3 separate regions of the Homo sapiens genome follow, and regions 1 and 2 are each linked to region 3. Evidence: chromatin contacts called from ENCODE Hi-C or POLR2A ChIA-PET data. All regions are on one chromosome and are shown on one strand. Each heading gives the region's core, a stretch centred on a gene start or an enhancer-like site at or near the end of the contact. The rest is flanking DNA. Distances are from core to core; before and after follow the strand shown.

The links. Hi-C counts contacts between places; a loop is a spot of excess contacts on that map. ChIA-PET counts read pairs that join two places held with the same protein, here RNA polymerase II (POLR2A). Pooled maps may share reads with other maps.
Region 1: a pooled map shows a loop between it and region 3 (2.1-fold over the local background). The contact joins the enhancer-like site here to the promoter of ANAPC1 in region 3. A Hi-C loop is called at or near these places in 1 of 50 pooled maps. POLR2A ChIA-PET finds 5 or more read pairs at or near these places in 2 of 52 experiments (GM10248 and PC-9).
Region 2: a pooled map shows a loop between it and region 3 (5-fold over the local background). The contact joins the promoter of SLC35F5 here to the promoter of ANAPC1 in region 3. A Hi-C loop is called at or near these places in 4 of 50 pooled maps. POLR2A ChIA-PET finds 5 or more read pairs at or near these places in 2 of 52 experiments (activated CD4-positive, alpha-beta T cell and activated T-cell).

Annotation. Positions count from the first base shown.
Region 1 is chr2:113,154,616-113,159,118 of GRCh38, forward strand. No RefSeq gene overlaps it. Among named protein-coding and RNA genes, the nearest start is that of PSD4, 17 kb to the right of the region's middle. RefSeq lists a silencer at 2,447-2,976. Within about 2 kb of position 2,401, at least 18 of the 41 ENCODE cell types and tissues checked have a DNase peak (open chromatin) inside an H3K27ac peak, as active enhancers do; they include PC-9, where a contact is called at or near this core.
Region 2 is chr2:113,753,756-113,758,726 of GRCh38, forward strand. SLC35F5 (solute carrier family 35 member F5) reads right to left here and starts at 2,887. Exons shown (of 16, transcript NM_025181.5): 1 at 2,615-2,887; 2 at 1,699-1,789; 3 at 1,410-1,551. The coding sequence starts at 2,654. RefSeq lists a silencer at 2,813-3,042 and enhancers at 3,253-3,432, 3,613-3,662.
Region 3 is chr2:111,882,044-111,886,627 of GRCh38, forward strand. ANAPC1 (anaphase promoting complex subunit 1) reads right to left here and starts at 2,150. Exons shown (of 48, transcript NM_022662.4): 1 at 1,899-2,150. RefSeq lists enhancers at 1,387-2,180, 2,524-2,673.

The DNA of each region.
Region 1 (4,503 bases), core at 1,151-3,650, 1.3 Mb after region 3:
GGTCTATTTCGATTGATTTTTTTCTCTTGACTATGGCTCACATTTTCCTGCTTTTTTGAATGTCTAATAATTTTTTGTCATATGATGAACATTGTGAATGATACATTGTAGATGCTCTGCATTCTATTTTCCTTTGAAGAGTGTCAAGTTTTGTTCTAACAGTAAGTTAAATTATTGAAAACTCACCTTGGTTTTGTGGAGATTTGGTTTTGTGCTTTGTTTGGATGAATTTCTTTTGGTTTTGTCCCTAATTCTAGGGTATATCCCTTAATGCTGGGATGCAGTCTTTCCTGCTAAGGGGTGGTCATTCTAGGGTTTCAGTGGAAAGCACAATAGAACCAAGTCCCTCTCAGATGGTGGAACTTTCCCAGAGACGGTAACTAACTGCTCAGATCTCTGCTCACTATTGATCTCCTTCAGGTTATCTAGATTCTTCCTCCTTGCATTGTTCATTCAGGAATCTGCCAAGAGTTTAAAGGAGTTTGCATGTAGTTGTTGGGCTTCTGTTCTTTGTGGCTCCCTCCTTCAGGATTTCCCCCCTCAAAGACATCCCACTCAGCCTCCCAAGTTTACAATTTACAAGTGTACCTCACACTACTGCTTATATTCCCTGCTAGCTGCAAGCTCTTGGAGTTTTCAGTTCATTGTTTTAACCAGTGCTTGGCATATATACAGTAGGTGAATACTGAAGTGAATATTTGTAGAGTGAAGAAATGAACTAATAAGTTATAGGATTATTAAACCTAGCATCAGATCCCCATCTAAAAAGATTAAGCAGTAGTGTTGCACATTGATTTAGAGCAAGGGTCCCCAATCCCCTGTTCATGGCCTGTTAGGACCATGTTGGGGGTGGGGGATTGAGAGCAAAGCTTCATCTGCATTTACAGGCACTCCCCATTGCTTGTATTACCACCTGAGCTCCACCTCCTGTCAGATCAGCTGCGGCATTAGATTCTCATGGGAGTGCAAACACTATCGTGAACTGTGTGTGCGAAGGATCTATGTTGTGCATTCCTTATGAGAATCTAGTGCTTGATGATGTGTCGCCGTCTCCTATCACCCCTAGATGGGATTGTCTAGTTTCAGGAAAACAAGCTTAGTGCTCCCACTGATTCTACATTATGGTGAGTTATAAAATCATTTCATTATATATTACAATGTAATAATAACAGAAATAAAGTGCACACAATAAATGTAAGGTGCTTGAATCATCCTGAAACACCATCCACTCCCACCTCCCCTATCTGTGGAAGAATTGCCTTCCACAGAAACCAGTCCCTCCCTGGTGCCAAAAAGGTTGCAGACTGCTGATTTAGAGCATGGTCTTTGGGTCTTGCCTGATTGCCTGTCCGTGCGTCCTTGATCAGGTTACTCAGCCTCTCTGTGCCTCAGTTTCCTCATGAGGTGTAAAGCTTCCTAACTCATAGGGTTGCCGTGAGGATTAAATGTTTTAGGACAGCTTATTGCCTAGCACTCAATAAATATTAGGTGTTATCATGGTTGTTGCTGCTTGTAGAGAGCCTGGTCAGCTTCATTTTAGCAGCATCAAATCAAGAAATGGACCTCTCTAGGTTGCCAATTCCTAGGGGAGCTAAAATGTTCACTAGATATTGTGAATAAATGTGAACTTTCAAGAGCCAATTCTTCAAGATGGATCCTGAGTGGCTAACTCGGCCTAAATCTGTTTTATTTTATTTTATTTTTCCGTTTTTACATGTCAAATAACTGGACTGTATTGGTCTAAATTCAAAATAGAGCCAAGTGGTCACTTGCTGACTAAAGGTCACATATGCTGAGCTCTCTGGAAACCAGCACCTTCTTGTTTCTGGGATTTTCAGAGCTCACCTGAACCAACCAATCAGAGCTCACCTGCCTTGGCCAATCAGGGCTCAGCTGTATCACCCAGTCAGGACTCAGATGTATTGATCGATCAGAAGTTGGCCTTGTAAAGCAATCAGAACTAAGCAAATTTCAAACCTTCATTTGCACAGGAAACCTGTGTGGGACCATTTGCTATGAAACCCGAGCCTTCCCTTTGTTCTTTGGAAGGGCACCTTTGTTTTACAATAAAGGTTGTGCCTCTCCAGTTTACAAACTGCTTACTGGAAGATTCCTTCTGGAGAACTTTTATTCACAATATACAGGAAATATGGAATCATTTAACTCAAAATGTCATTATACGGTGCCTTACATAGTTACAGAAATAGAAACCAGATAGTGCCATCAAGGGTGATATTGAAAAATAATAGCGTCTCGCCAATGACAACCTGTTCTGAGCTTATGTTTGCTAAAATAGATTGAGTGTAAAATCACAGCTATTTGCTTCTGTGCCACCAATCCCCAAACCAACTAGTGAATGTTCACCGTAAGCCAACAGTTACAGACAGGTGAAATTTGGAAATCAAATAATGCAACTTTTTCTTGTGCCCAGTGAATGGTAAATGAACAAGGGGTTTGTAGGGACTCCAGACAGTCCCTGTCAAGGCTCACGCGTATCTGGGGCGGGCCTCAGTTTCCGGTTCAGGTACTGGAAAAATAACCGGAGGGCTTTGCAGAGCCTGCGGCCCGGTAGCGCACAGGCCAGACGACGGCGCCGTGCGGGGCGCGCAGGAGGTACCCGGCCTGCCCGGCGGCCCAGCCCGGCGCCACAGCGGTCAGACCAGTCCCACAGCTTCGCCCCCGCCACCCCCAACCCCGGCCCGGCCTCAGCCCGCCCCTCCCCGCCCTGCGCCGCCGCCCGCCCGCCTGCGCTCCCGGAAACCGAGTCCCTCCTGCGAGCGCGCAGAGCCGGACTGGCCCAGCCCCCCGCGCGCGCAGCCGAGGCCCCGCAGCTCTCGCCGCCCCCAGCCGGCGCCTGGGCGCGGGGCCGTGGGGCGCGCGGGCCCGCGGGAGGCCGGAGCAGGAGCCCGGCGGGAAATGGGTAAGGGACCACGGGGAGGCCTGGGCCGGGCGGGGGCACCCCCGGCCGTCGCCGCCCTCGACGGTGACCGTGTGCCGTGCAGCGCTCTCGCCACGCCGGCGAGCACCTGCGGAGCGGCTGTCGCTGAGGGTTAGGGTCCCTGGAGCCGGAGAGAGGGTTGAGAGCGAGCAGGGGACCCTGAGGATCCAGCCTAACCGAGCGGCGGAGACTGGGACGGCAAGGGGACGCTGTCTCCACTGAAGGAGTCAGCCTGGGCTCTCTCGCCGCGGGCGACTCCAGCCGCGCTGTTGGATCCTGGCTCCAAGCCCCGCTGGCTGGCGAGCAGGAGGAGCCCTTAAAGCCATCCAGGTGTCAGAATCAGGCGACACTGAGGGCTTTGCTCCTAATCTGTCATGGCCCTGTGCCTCAGTGGTTTCTGGTGCTCATGACCAGGCCAGGCTGTGGCCCCGGCTTGGTGGGAGCTGCCCCCCCGGGACTGCACTGGGCTAGAGGACCAGGCAGCTCTTCTCTACCCCCTTGGGTGCTGGCCCTCCTCCTAGGTGTGTCTAGCAAGAAAGTATGAGAGATTTCTGGGAAGGTAAAAAGTGTCTGCACAGCTGACAAACTCATATCCCTCTAGGATTTCTTTTTGGCTCTAGAATTGTCTAGCTCATCTTTTCTGTAGGATGATGGAGCTAAGAATGTGAGTGAGTTCTTTGCTGGATTTTTCCACGCTGCAGGATGGACTTGCTGCTCTGGTCAATGCACTCGCCAGACCTCTGTGTCCATGGTCCGCATGTCTAGGTCAGGGGACCAGTATCAAAGTGAAGACTGGGCAAGTAAGCCCCACCTGCCCTTGAACCTCAGGCTTGGCCCCTCCCGAGGCCCAGAGCTGATTGAATGTTAATTAGCAACTAATTGGATGTCCATGAGACTCTCTACATAAAGAACACACCAAGGTCAGGTTTAGACAGTGTGTAGTGCCAAGTGATTCATTCTTTTCTTCCAGACGTGATATTTCCTGTATGTGAAGCATATAAAGAAGAGTCATTCATTCACTCATCTAGCAGATATTTACTGAGTGTCAACTACGAATCAGGCATGCAGGCACTGCGAATACTACTGCTCTTATTTGCATATGGGTTGGAAAGAGAAAATAAGCAAGTAAGCTGTTGAATGACATTATTTCAGAGAGCAATAAATGCTGAAAACACAAAACTGAAAAATTCCCAAAAAGAGGGATATGGGGCATGACAGTGAAACGTATAAGAGAAATTGGGCCTTAACTAGAAAGTGTAGCAAACAGACTTTCTAAATTAGGTGGGAAAATGGTCTCATGTTCAGGTCCTCAAAATCTAGGGGCACAGAATGAGGTGCCCTCTGTTCCTATCAGCAGGGAGTTATAAGCTGCTTATAAAGGATCAGTGAGAAATGAACTAGTGGTGAGTAGCCCCTCTCTAAGAGTATGTTTCTTATTGGGAAGCTTAAATCTAAGACAGAGATTAAGATTCCCAGAAAACATGGTCTATTGACTCACTCACTCATTTGTATATTTATTCAACAAATATTTATTGAAGGCCTGTATGTCCCAGGCACTATTCCAG
Region 2 (4,971 bases), core at 1,637-4,136, 1.9 Mb after region 3:
AAATGATAATTTAACCAGGTGCTATTTTGTCCTAAATTTTATTAACTAATATATAAAAACAAACTATTTATTTTAAATGAAAATAAAATTTAAAAGATAGGTTTAGTTCCCTGTCAATATCAAAGACATTTCTTTGAGGTAGAAGTACAAAATGTTCATCTAAAAGAAGGTTAGAGAAGAGTTTTAAAGCAAAAAATATATGGTCTATTAGATTCCAGAGATTAATTCTGAAAAGCATAAAAACTTATATACTTGGCCAGGTGAGGTGGCTCACGTCTGTAATCCCAGCACTTTGGGAGGCCGAGGCGGGCGGATCATGAGGTCAGGAGTTTGAGACCATTCTGACCAACATGGTGAAACCCCGTCTCTACTAAAAATACAAAAATTAGCCTGGCGTGGTGGGGTGTGCCTGTAATCCCAGCTATTCAGGGGGCCGGGGCAGGAGAATCCCTTGAACCCGGGAGGCGGAGGTTGCAGTGAGCCGAGATCGCACCATTGCACTCCAGCCTGGGCGACAGAGCAGAGCAAGACTCCATCTCAAAAAAAAAAGAAAAAAAAAAAAAAACTTATATACTCATAGGATACAATGCCAATGTCAATATTTACTTAGCTACAATATGAGACCTGAGTATTAAACTGCTTCTTTTGAAAATTAGGTTCATTTTATAAATGCCAGTTTCCTGCTGTATATTCGCCTTAAAATTGCAACGTAGAAGTTGAAATGCAGACTTCTGAAAATAAAAGTTGCTTTTTATAGGGATCATTAACCAAGCAGAATAAAGTATACAAGTAGAAAGAAAAACTAGCTTGCAAATTCAAAATGCCACATTACTACCAATAGGTCATCAATAAAGACACAATTTAACTGAAGGAAACTGTCAAGATACAATTTAACTGAAGGAAAATTATGAGGTATACCATGCATCTTATAATAAGGTTTGAGTCAGCAAGCATAAATGTGGATGCAACCACTCATGGGCATTGTAACAGTGACCTATACATGAAAACTCATTATTTTTACTCATTTGTCCAAAAGCACTCTGAACCTTCTACTAAATGGTGACATTGTTTTGCATCCTGACAGTTATTTCACTAGAAAATAATATTTACAGAAAGAATTTGAATTTAGAAAAAAAGCCACGAGTTACACTTTCAAATGTAAGAAAATATGCATAGTCTCTCTAAGTAACCCTCCCTAAAAGATACAAGAAAACTGTATGAAACAATAAAAAGGATCATCCTTTCAGTTTTAACTTCAAGTGGCAATAATTCAACGTTTTTTAAAAATTCAATAGTATTTAAGATACTGCTTTTAGAAAGCAGGAGATTGTAACGGCTAGAGTTACTACAGGTTAAGAGTTAACATTGTGGCTGTAATGTAACATCATTCCTGGACCAAAGGTACATACCGAAGTAAGTTCAGAGGAAGCAACCCATATCACATCAACAAGCAGAAGAATAACAATCCCAAGAGCCATTCGCCTGCGCTGAGTGAAACCACTGTTCTGGGAATTCATTCGGTTCATGACAAATACACACACCATTTGCAGTCTGTTTTTTAGAAAATACAGATCACATTAGAGATGATTTTAGAAAAACAACCATTAAAAATGAGAACATTAGTATAACAGAAACATTTGACTTTTGTTAGCTAATGTTCAGTGTGAAAGTTACATAGAGGATAAACGTGGAATCTACCTTGTCTTAAGAGCCCTTCTGAGATCCTCAAGAGCAATGCCGGAAAACTTGGCAGATCTCAGTCTAAAAGGAGGTGAAGAACTCAGCACCCCTAAAAACAACCATGAAATTATGCTATGAAAACGTGAATAACTCAAGGTAAGATTCATCACATCGTTTTTTACTCTTCATCTTCAAACTCAAAGCAAATCAATGAAAAGGACCAAAATGTGTTAAACATACTTGCCACCTTTCTCAGTACTTTCATGGTATCCACTGCACGCTTCAGATTATACTTAGAGAGATACGCGATACGGGGCGGGCAGGGAGGGGGAGTAATATACAACATACGGCACATTTAAGAACAGTTAACTACCAGAAAATAGCTTCTCTGAGTTTCACAAATACGGAACTCCATTCACCTCTCCATCCAGAGGAATCCATCCCTGGGGACAGCGTCTAGACACTGTTTCTAAAAGTGTCTTTTCTGTCCCTGATCTGCTGGAGTGGAATTTGGTTATCGGAGAGTAAGTGATTTGCTGTGGGTCTTGAAGGCACCTTTCCAATCTCTTCAAGTGGTAAAAGAAAAGGATTCTCCATGCTCCTCCACCCACCTCTATCAAAACATCCAGTCATTTTAAAAGAAACAGCTGGGAAAAGAAATCATCCTTCTGTTTTGGAGCGGGGAAGACAGTTAAGGCAGCGACGCCTCCCCGGGGAGCCGAGGCGAGGGCGCACGCACGGCTTCCTCAATTGCCAGCGGTGGGCGCAGGGCTCCGGCGCCCCTGTCAGCTCCCGCTCCCTCCGCCCCTAGAGACCTTCACGGTTTCGGTCAAGGCGCTCCTGCTGCCACCGAGGGCAGGAGGTGGTGCTGCTGGTGGGCACTCCGTCCCGGTTTGGGCTCCGGTGATGTCGGGGCCCTTCCCTGCCTGCCTACCTGGCCTTCCTGCCCCGCGATGGCGTCGTGGCGGCACCATGAGCGGACCGGTCAGGCCCCGCAGCCGCCCAGCGCCACGGCCGCGGCCTCGGACTCACAGAGCTGTCACCGCGCCTGACATCGCGCCGCACTGGAGGCCCAGCTCCTGAAGACGCGGTGCCCCTCAGGGAGAGGCTCCCGACACCACCCAACTCCACTCGGCCCAGGAGGGCGTGGAGCGGGTGAGGGGAAGGGACGGCACAGTCAGCTATGGCCGCGGAGGCCCGGAGATCTGCTCTGGCCCCGGCCCCGCCCCCGGCTTGCCCTCCGCGCGGCCCCGCCCCCAGTCCCCAGCCCGGAAGCGGTGGCGCGCGGGTGACGTCATAGGGGCGCGACGGCGGACTGCGCGCGGTCGCGTATGCAGCGAGGCTTGGCGGAGCTAGGGGAAGTAATGCGAGGCTCTGGTCGCCGAGCGAGGGCTCGCGGCGGCGAGGCGAAAGAAGAGAGAAGATAGGAAGAAGGGAAGTAGGGCGAGGTGGAGGAAGAAGAGGAAAGCGAGCGTGGGTGTCTGGGGCAGAGCAAAGGACGAGGGAGTGGCTAAACCTCCGCCCGCCTTAGAACGAAAGCTGGCCGTTCCGTTTCACAAACTGCGAACCTGAAACTTCGGATATCCCTTTCTCGATGACAGCCGAAACGCAAAGTGGCTTAGAGTACTTTTGATTCTTGAAACCTTTTGTATATAAACAAGATCTCAGCTCTAGGAGTTACAACCTACATCCTAGGCCAAGCTACTTCAACTTCTCTGGTCCTCGGTTTCCTTGTCTACGATAATGATAGTACCTGCCACATTGGTTTTTTGTGTGTATGCTAGGATTGCATGAGTTTACATATGTGAAGGACGTAGATCAATTCATGGCACATAATAAGAACCTCACAGACGTCAGCAATTTTTTGTTCGTTCGTTTGTTTTGAGACAGGGTCTTTCTCTGCCACCCAGGCTGCAGTGCAGTGGCACAATCACAGCTCACTGCAACCTCTGCTTCCCGGGCTCAAGCGATTCTCCAGCCTCAGCTTCCAGTGTAGCCGGGACTACAGGCGCAAGCCACCAATGCCCGGCTAATTTTTATATTTTTTAGTAGAGACAGGGTTTCGCCATGTTGGCCAGGCTGGTCTCGTACTCCTAGTCTTAAGTGATCCGCCCGCCTCGACCTCCCGAAGTGCTGGAATTACAGGCATGAGCCCTGCCAAATGTTGGCAGTTATTAAACTGTATAGATTTGTTCCTTAAATATTTTGACTATTCCATGAGAAAGGTTTGTCCAGCATCTTGATTTCTATCTACAAAACAAAAACAAGACTAAAGGGTTCAGTAATTTAACATCTTGGTCAGATGGCGTGAAGAAATTAAATTTTCTTACTCCTATAGTCGCGATGTAGTGTACCTCTTACCTTTTAAGTCTCGTTTCAGTGAAGTTGAATGCATATTCTAGCAACTAATAAAACAATACCAATGAACATTTTTTAATTGATCGAATCAGTTTCAAACTATCAGCATCAAACACCTCTAATAAGTCATTCAGAAACCTATTGTGCAGAGTAAAAAAAAAAACCAACCAGGCCGGTCGCGGTGGCTCATGCCTGTAATCCCAGCACTTTGGGAGGCCGAGGCAGGTGGATCACGAGGTCAGGAGATGGAGACCATCCTGGCTAACACGGTGAAACCCCGTCTCTATTAAAAAAATGCAAAAAATTAGGCGGGGGTGGTGGCGGGCGCCTGTAGTCCCAGCTACTCGGGAGGCTGAGGCAGGAGAATGGCGTGAACCCGGGAGGCGGAGCTTGCAGTGAGCCGAGATCGCGCCACTGCACTCCAGCCTGGGCAACAGAGCGAGACTCCGTCTCAAAATAAATAAATAAATAAATAAATCCTTAACCAACTACTTGGTATTACTACTTAGGGGAAATTTGGTTGCAGACATTAATCACATTAGTCTGGCACCAGTTTGTTTTTTATTTCATTAGCATTCTTTAGGGTATCAGCCCATAATACGCCTAAGAATTCTTTATGCTACATATTTGATGTATAGTCTTAAAAAATAAGAGCATTATAAATCTCTCTCAGAATCTAAGAGTCAGGAAAGCTGGATACCAATGCTTTATCTGACTACAACTTGTTATGTAATCCTGAGGATCATTCCACTCTCTACTGTGCCTTAGTTTCTTCTATAAATATGGGTTTCTGAATTAAAATATTGTAAATGATAGTACTTTGTTAAGTTACCATTATTACCACCTGTTTCCAGACCATCTGTTAAAGGACAAGCTGTGGATATTCTTGTAACGGATAAAGTAATTCTGGCAGACTGTCTTCAGCGAGTCTCA
Region 3 (4,584 bases), core at 900-3,399:
CTTGGTGGCGGGCACCTGTAGTCCCAGCTACTCGGGAGGCTGAGGCAGGAGAATGGCGTGAACCCAGGAGGCGGAGGTTGCAGTGAGCCGAGATCATGCCATTGTACTCCAGCCTGGGCAACAGAGCAAGACTCTGTCTCAAAAAAAAAACCAAAAGCAAAAAAAAAACCTCTAGACCTTAACTCTTTGGGGAGGCTGACTTGAAGTTTCCTCAGTCTCCTAGTTCGGTGGCCCTGCAAGTAAAACACTTTATCTGCTGCAATCCCCGTTGTTTCCGTGTATTGACTTGCTGCTCATAGGGCAAGAATCCTATATGGTTACACAAACAGCCAAAGCCTATGTAGTTCCTTTGCAGCTCCTCCAAAGCCACAAAGTTATTTTGCTGTGAATTAAATGTTATTCTTGGCCAGGCACGATGGCTCACGCCTGCAATCCCAGCACTTTGGGAGGCTGAGGCGCGAGGATCACCTGAGGTCAGGAGTTTGACACAAGCCTGGCCAACATGGTCAAACCCTGTCTCTACTAAAAATACAAAAAAAAAAAAATTACTCAGGCATGGTGTGGGCGCCTGTAATCCCAGCTACTTGGGAGGCTAAGGCAAGAGAATCGCTTCAACCTGGGAGGCAGAGGTTGCAGTGAGCCGAGATCGCGCCATTGTACTCCAGCCTGGGGGACAAGAGCAAAACTCCGTCTCAAAAAAAAAAAAAAGAAAAGTTATTCTGGATATAATTATGTCACAAAACATGACACAAGTTTTGTTCTTCCTCCTGCTAGAAATAAATGAGTACTGGGACACTTGAACTTGGAACACAAGTAAAAAGTGCCTTATAAAACTTACAAGGGGCAGGGCGTGGTGGCTCACGCCTGTAATCCCAGCACTTTGGGTGGCCGAGACGGGTGGATCACGAGGTCAGGAGTTCAAGATCAGCCTGGCCAAGATGGTGAAACCCCATCTCTACTAAAAATACAAAAATTAGCCAGACAGTGATGGCGGGCGCCTGTAATCCCAGCTACTTGGGAGGCTGAAGCAGAGAATTGCTTGAACACGGGAGCCAGAGGTTACAGTGAGCTGAGATGGCGCCACTGCACTCCAGCCTAGGAGACAGAACAAGACTCCTTCTCAAAAAAAAAAAAAAAAAGAAAACCCCACAAAAAAAAAAACCTTAAAAGAAAACAAAATTCAGCTGGTCTTCCTATATTTTATTCAACAGAATAACCAACATCAACGAACTTTTGACTTTATGAAACTTTAGTTCTGCAATTTTATAATGTTATTTTCTTATAACTTTGAGAGAAAATTACAGAATTGTTAAAGAATTATCATTTTGTACCGATTAATGCCACATATTTAATACTTTTTCAGTACCCCAAACTTTTAGAAATGTTTTTACTTGTTAGGTGCAACATAAACAGCTACACGTAAAAATACTATTAAATTTATATGCTATAAATAACAGTATCAGCAATGATTCCTACAAACACTACCCTGCCAAAAAAAAAAAAAAGAGACCCAAATGCACACTAACGGGAGCTTAAGTCTCCACAAGAGCTTCCCCAGCCTTTCTAGAGGACGGTGAAAACAGGCTGAGAGCCCGAGGCTCAGAAAAACAGCTCAGAGGGGCTGGAGGCCAGTCTGAAAGCTGAGGCTGCACATGGGATGCTACGCACAGCTCAGGAAAGAGGTTGGCAAGCAGGAGCCGGAAGGAGCACCCCAGCCCGCAGGCCAGGAGCGCCCGCAGGCCCCCTCAGCCCCGGAGCACGCTCAAGGCCCTCCCTCGGGTTCCCAGTACCCCGGGTTTCCAGACCTACGGCCACCAGGGGAGGCTCGGCCTCGGGACGGGTGCGAGAGTCACGCGGCGCGCGACAGACCACCAAGTGCTGCGGTACGGCGCCCGCACCTGTATAACTCGGGACGCGTCAGGCGCGGCGAGCCCCGGCTGCTCCCCGGAGGCGCAGGGGCCGAGGAGGCCCGAGGGCAGCGGCGGGGTCCTTCACAGTGACTCTTGGGCCGCAGCAGCTTCTCATTCCCTCTCCCTCCCCTATTCTGGAGGAAGAACGGGCAACAGCAGCGGGCTCGAGTGCTAATGGCAGGAAGGCGTGCGAGACGTTCAAATGGACGCGTCCATCTTGACTTTCCCGTCTTGCCTCGCGCCGGGGCGGGGCATCGCGGGAGGTGCGCGGCGTCCTAGCAGTCCTGGCGCCTGCGCTGTTGAGGGAAGACCGCGGCGGGTTACAACTTGGGGGCTATTTCCACCTTCCGTGCGACTGATGCGAACCCCGAAGCCGGACTCTGTCTGCTACAGTCCTGGCGTCCAAGTTCTCTTTAGCTCATGTCACTAGGGACCTGAACTGCCTTATAGATCTCAGGGTTTTTTCTTCTGGTTTCGCTTCCGCCTCCTGACCCCACGTGGAGGTAGGCACCTCAGGCTGAGGGTGGGGAGCAGGGGTTGCTGATTTTCTCTACGTGCAGTGAATGCTCTATGCCTTTTTCGGTCCATACTCTTCGAAGAGTGGATGAACTGTGTGAAGGTCCTCACAGAAACGTTGCTTGCAATTCCCAGATTCAGAGACACTTCTTAAGGCGATTCAAAGACCCAAGTTAAGAACCCCAGCGGCCACTCGCGCCTGTAATCCCAGCACTTTGGGAGGCGAGGCGACAGGATTGCTGGAGCCCAAGAGTTTGAAACCAGCCTGGGCAATATAGCGAGACCCTGTCTCCACAAAAGAAAAATTTTTTTAATTAGCCTGGAGGCGTGGTGCGCACCTGTAGTCCCAGCTGCTTGGGAGTCTGGAGGATCACTTGAGCAGGGAGTTTGAGGCCACAGTGAGCTATGATCGCGCCACTGCACTCCATCCAGCCTGGGCAACAGAGCAAGACCTTGTCTCAAAAAAAAAAAAAAAAAAAGAATGGGTTATAGGAGAAAGGTTAGAAACAAAGATTCATGAAACAGTTAAATACAAATATACCTAATTGATATTTTAAACTTTTGTTTGTGTGTGTGTGTGTGTGTGTGTGTGTGTGTGTGTGTGTTTTTCTTGAGACAGAGTCTCGCTCTTTCGCCCAGGCTGGAGTGCCGTGGCACAATCTCGGCTCACTGCAACCTCCGCCTCCCGAGTTCAAGCAATTCTCCTGCATCAGCCTTCCAAGAAGGTGGGATTACAGGCGCCCGCCACCACGTCCAGCTAACTTTTGTATTTTTAGTAGAGACAGGGTTTCACCACGATGGCCAGGCTGGTCTCGAACTCCTGACCTCGTGATCCTCCCGCCTCGGCCTCCCAAAGTGCTAGGATTACAGGCGTGAGCCACTGCGCCCGGCCAATATTTTAAACTTTTTTAAAAAAAAAAAGTTTAGCAACCCCATCAAAAAGTGGGCGAAGGACGTGAACAGACACTTCTCAAAAGAAGACATTTATGCAGCCAAAAAACACATGAAAAAATGCTCACCATCACTGGCCATCAGAGAAATGCAAATCAAAACCACAGTGAGATACCATCTCACACCAGTTAGAATGGTAATCATTAAAAAGTCAGGAAACAACAGGTGCTGGAGAGGATGTGGAGAAATAGGAACACTTTTACACTGTTGGTGGGACTGTAAACTAGTTCAACCCTTGTGGAAGTCGGTGTGGCAATTCCTCAGGGATCTAGAAATACCATTTGACCCAGCCATCCCATTACTGGGTATATACCCAAAGGACTATAAATCATGCTGCTATAAAGACACATGCACACATATGTTTATTGCGGCACTATTCACAATAGCAAAGACTTGGAACCAACCCAAATGTCCAACAATGATAGACTGGATTAAGAAAATGTGGCACATATACACCATGGAATACTATGCAGCCATAAAAAATGATGAGTTCATGTCCTTTGTAGGGACATGGATGAAATTGGAAATCATCATTCTCAGTAAACTATCGCAAGAACAAAAAACCAAACACCGCATATTCTCACTCATAGGTGGGAATTGAACAATGAGAACACATGGACCCAGGAAGGGGAACATCACACTCTGGGGACTGTTGTGGGGTGGGGGGAGGGGGGAGGGATAGCTTTAGGAGATATACCTAATGCTAAATGATGAGTTAATGGGTGCAGCACACCAGCATGGCACATGTATACATATGTAACTAACCTGCACATTGTGCACATGTACCCTAAAACTTAAAGTATAATAATAAAGTTTAGATTTACAGAAAAACTGCAGATAGTCCAAAAATTTCCCACATACCCTATACCCAGTTTCTACATCCAGTTTCCCTATTATTAGTATTTTACATTAGTATAGTACATTTGTTAAAATTAATGAAATATCAACACATTATTAGTAATTAAAATTCATACTTTATTCAGTTTTTTTTAAGAGAGTCTTGCTGTGTTGCCTAGGCTAGAGTGCATTGGCACAAACACAGCTCACTGCAGCCTTGAACTCCTGTGCTCAAGCAGTCCTCCTGCTTCAACCCCCCAAGCAGATGGGACTCCAGGTGCAAGCCACTGCATTAGTTTGTAGAATATCCCTTAACTGAAATTTGTCTGATGTTTCTTCATGATTAGCCTGGGGATATGGATTTCAGGAA